Regions from separate parts of the Homo sapiens genome. Here region 1 is linked to region 2. A link is a loop called in an ENCODE intact Hi-C map of the cell type or tissue named here. Cell type or tissue: heart right ventricle. All regions are shown on one strand.

Region 1 (2,500 bases), 280 kb after region 2:
ATTTAAGGAATACTGGTCCAGTATTTTACAGAATGCCCCACAATTTAGTTTTGGATGATGCTGTTCTCAAGATTTGGCAGGTTTTAGAGTGTTGAGGAAAAAACCACAGAGGTGAAGTGCCATTCTTATCACATCACAACAAGGGCACATACTATCATCATGACTTGTCACTACTTATGTTGGCCTTGATCAGCTGGCTGAGGTAGTGTTTGTTCGGTTTTTGCAATGGTACAGTACTCTTCTTTTTCCCTTTTCCAGATTGTAATCTTTGGACATAAGTCACTATGCACAGCCTACACTTAAGAGGTGGGTAGTTAACCTCCACCTCCTTGAAGGGCCAATATCTACATTGATTATTTGGAATCCTGCACAGTAAATTTCTTTCCCTCCATTTGTTCATTCAATCATTTATTTATATCAGTGTGAATGCATGGATACTTTACTCGTTGTGTTATAATCCATTACTATTTATTTTGTTGCTTAAATTGTTCCAGCTTTGGCTATTGGAGCTCTTTCAGTTAGCTCCTATGTCCCTTTGACATACCCCTGCCACCCTCATCATTATGATTTTTATCTTTTTTTTATGCTTTCTCAAGGCACCACAAGATGCTTCAGGCTTCTCTTATATATTTCCTGCTCCAGACATAGATTCAACTTCTAGTTCCTTTTATTGGAGAATGGCATTAGAAACCAAGATCTGAGTCATGCTAGGTAAAAGCCACTGTCATTTTAAAATCATTTCTCCTCCCTCGGTCCTACGTGATGTATTTGCTATTAGACTGAAGGATACTGTGTTCATATTGTTGATCTCAAACTTGGTCCTTTAAAGAAAATTAGAGTTTAATTTTGGAATTACTTGATTTTAACAAACCTTATTCTACTTTATATTTAAAAACTATGATATTAATTTATTTTTCTTTTTTGGTATATTTTGTTCTTTCTTTTTCTTACTAAAGGAATTAGAAGTTTAGGGAATGAGGTTACTAAGGAAAGGAAGGGTGGATTACTTCTCTCCAGGCTCAGCTAGGAGGGGCAGCCTAGTAATTCAACTAGAAATGGCAGGGTATATCTAAGCCTAGGAGAAGTTTAATATATACTGCTCTTATTCAACCATTGTTTAAAAATAATTATGTGGTGACCACAGACATATGAGGAACTGGCTGTAGAATGAAGAGGCTGCAACAAAGGAAGAAGAAAATGACACACAAATACCATTATCAAACCAAATAACCACCTTGTATTTTTATGATGCACTGTATACGGGAAGGAAGCTGGTTTTCAATGCCAAGAGTTGCTCTTTCACAGACTCGGTGTCAAGCATGCATTCTATTCAAGATCAAGACTTTAAGTGGTTTTTACAACCACATGTATATCCTATAGTAGCCTGGGCTTACCAAATTCTCATACTACTAGCATTGAGACCATCTCCAAAATTACACTAAGAAAAATTTTAATTAATACATAAATGTATGCCCCCTAGCAATTTGAATAGGTGAGGTTACATTAAATGCTAGACAAAAGGGTGATTTCCTTGCACCCAACACACACACACACACACACACACACACACACACACACAGAACATACTAGATCTTTTGATTGCTCTTCCTTCTCTATACTTCCTCTTTCAATTCCTGGCCACCAATTCCTCTCACCCCAACGTAAAAACTCTGAATAACACTATAGAGCCTCGAACAGAATCTATATAACCACTGATGAAATCACAGCCCTAAGGCTACTCAGGAAGACCAAGGCTCACGCAGAGCTACTAGAGCCCTACAGCCTACTAGAGCCATGAGTCTCTACTGATATCGGAAAACAGTTCTGACTTCTGGTCACTTAACACTGCTAAATTGATACCCAGACAAAAAAATTGTTGGCATCTATTAGCTAGATGCTTTTGGAGCTAACTGAGCCAGTCAGAGATGGGCTGACTGACAGCTGGATGTTTTCATTTATTGTGCTTCAATCAGAAAGTGGCTGAAGGCTACTCTTCTCTATGTACCGCTCTGCCTTTTCTAAAGGACGTGGGTTGGGATTCAAAGGACATGGTCTTTAGTCAATACAGACATTGTAGACAGCAAACACAAATCAATAGAAAAAAATAACTTTTTTATTTACAAAAAAATCCAAATATTGGATGCTGTAAACAAAATTCACAATCTGTTCCCTCTAGCACTGATTCAAACATGTCAGTTTTTTAGTCCATTTTCCATCAACTCCTTTTCTGCCTGTGACGCAGCCTATAGTCAAAATATTCCAAAAGAGTGACCCAAGGTGCAGCTTGCTGCAACAGAACACCTCAAAGCAGGCATGATTGTAGAGAGGTTGGAGGGAGAGACAGCCAGCAGGCAGAGCCTCCTCCGTTCTGCAAGGCTTTGCAGCAAGTCTCGTTAACTTGACATCTTCCAACTTTGTACTTTACCATTTGCTTTGTTAGAAAGCCATTATTTTAACAAAATATAACATAGAGATTCTTTCTTAGCACTGAAAATGCTAT
Region 2 (2,500 bases):
CTCTCTCTATATATATATATATATGTATACATATGTATATATAAAATACATATCACACACATATGTATATATAAAATCATGTATAATGATGAAGCTGTACTTATCCTAGAGATGCAGGTTGGTTTAGTATTTTTAAAAACATAATAAAATGATGTGATTCTCCATGAGATAGGGTCTAACAAGTCAAATTCCCTAACACCATGACAAATTACTTGTAATTTTTAAGTAAAAGCCTTCACTCCTCCCCTCCACTAATCCGTGTTAAAATCGCCTCAAAATCCTTCTCCTTATCCACTAAGGATTCATTCAATAAAATAGAACACATGTTCCCTAGGAAATTAAACTTATAGAGAATAAACTGACAACGTCCACTTTGAGTCTTAAATCCATGTGAAAGTTGTACGCAAAAATATGTGAATGGATGAGTTGTCAGCTGGCTCATTAGAAAACGGATCTTTCTAAAGACATTTGGAATGGAACGAAGGATTTATCCTCTCAAGAGTGTGCTACCAGGTGTGGTAAAGATCTATCCAAGGCAAAGAACAACTTTAATTAAGATAAATCCTTTCTAGAGCAGAAAACACTAGGGATCTCCCTGTTGGGATACCAAAAACTTCAACCAAACTTGTTTTTTTGTGTGTATTTGTCTGGAGAACTGCTTAGCTCAATCATACTCAGTCTTTTGACACCACCAAAGAATTTTAGTCTGATGCTTTTACTCTGATGCCCACAAGTACTCCATCCAATGCTGTGACAAACTAATACTCAATCCTGACTACGTATAAAAATTACCTGCTGAACTTTAAAAAAATATTTGATGTTTGGCACTATTTAGAAAAACTGAATTAAGTCTCTGAACATGGATTCAGGACATAGTCATTTTTATAAATAGTGGCCAGAGAATTCAAACCTGTAGCGAGGGTTGAATTTCACTGTAATAACCCACCAACTTGGCTCACCATTGCCTTGAACAAATTCGAGCACCTTAAGGTACTGACATTTTAATAATGATCAAAAATTTAAGCCAAGTTAATAGGATTTCAGGCACCAGTTATAGCCCAAAGAGAAAGAAGGGGAATAGAAGGAAGGGTAAAACATAATTTTGAAAAAAGTAGTAACTCCTGCCTATAAACATAGGCAAAATACATGGTCCTCTTCTTATCTATTTATAATGGTGATTCTCTCTTATTTTAGAGTTCTAGAACTGTAAAATCCATTTGGTCCAAACTCAATAAGTATATGACTTTCTATTCTATCTGAATTTTTCAGACAGACTGGGACTATGCTATGCTGACCAGAAAGTCTAAGACTACAGTTAGAGGGGTATATGTTTGTGACATACATTGTCCCAAATTTCCAAGAAAAAGTATCAAGTTGACAGCATAAGCATTTTAATCCTGTCAGGTATTTTCCCCTGTTCTGTCAAATCTAACCCAGATGCCCTACAACCTTCAATTTTCCACCCACAGACAATCATCTTTTTAGCTTGCCCTCTGGTGGCCACTATTTCCTTCCCAAAGCTACACTTTTTTTTCCCCTCCATTCAACTTCATTTCACTAGAGGATTTACCAATAAAATTCAAGATTTCCAGTTAAATTTGATTTTCAGATAAAGAACAAATAATTTTGGACATACTTTCATTTAAACATTATTTATTGCTTATCTGATATTCAAATTTAATATGGGCATCTTGTTTTGTTTTTGTTTTTGTTTTGTGTTGTGCTGCTGAATCTGGCAATCATATAGCAAATATATGCTGAAATGCAGTGAAACATTTGAAAAATTTGCTTGGCATTGGAACTATGGCAGTATTATCAGACCTCAAATTAAATTTACAATCAAACCAAGAAAAGAAGACTCCCAATTTTTAAATTTTTAATTATGAGGGAAAAATGGATAATCAAGCAATCTTGATGAAAATCTCTCTTAGCATTTAGAAGATCAATTAAAGAAAAAAATGGATTTGCAAACATTATTATCAATATGACTTTTTTATTCAATGTTCTTGTAAATTACTTTTTCGTTCAGTAAAAATTTTGTGGATTAAATGCAAAAGTTACAGGTTAATCAGTGATATTTACTTTTAAAGTTAAAATACAGGGAAAAGAAGACTATAAAAATGACATTTTATTTTACATCACCTTGTTGTCTACATGGACATAGAATTTTCAGAAGTTTTATCTGTAGTCATTTTGAGCCCACAGGTTTTAATTATTTTATTAAATAACTTACCTAATAATTAGGAGTTTAGGCCGTTAGCTTTTTTCAGTTTTACTATTTTTTTCTATAATTTCAGGTCTGTCTTTTAGTGAGAGATAGGAATTCCTAATAAGATGTTAAGTTACATGATGGTGTAAAGTTGTCATTCACTTCCTCCATCTCCAGCCCCCATAGTACTGGAAACCTCCTGCCTACCCAAGAAGTACTATAGTGGATTGCATAGAAGGTGTGGGACTTTTAAAAATGGTAAAGAGAAATTTCAACATTTCTTTATAATTA

What was found. A loop is a pair of places that touch in the nucleus more often than their neighbours do. Peaks named below come from ENCODE experiments on the same cell type or tissue, not always from the same donor. Only the 100,000 strongest peaks of a DNase experiment are listed, where the experiment ranks them.
Region 1: it touches region 2 in a loop (2.8-fold over the local background); 17 of 110 quality-filtered maps call a loop at or near these places.

Annotation. Positions count from the first base shown.
Region 1 is chr6:81,743,639-81,746,138 of GRCh38, forward strand. It overlaps TENT5A (terminal nucleotidyltransferase 5A), which reads right to left. Exons shown (of 3, transcript NM_017633.3): 3 at 2,092-2,500. Among named protein-coding and RNA genes, the nearest start is that of TENT5A, 7.8 kb to the right of the region's middle. In heart right ventricle, no CTCF peak of the experiment used is centred here; no DNase peak of the experiment used is centred here; H3K4me3 peaks cover 760 bases; H3K27ac peaks cover 1,443 bases.
Region 2 is chr6:81,464,556-81,467,055 of GRCh38, forward strand. All of the region lies in intron 4 of LOC105377871 (a long non-coding RNA gene), which reads right to left. Among named protein-coding and RNA genes, the nearest start is that of TENT5A, 290 kb to the right of the region's middle. In heart right ventricle, a CTCF peak has its summit at 1,517 (motif pointing left); no DNase peak of the experiment used is centred here.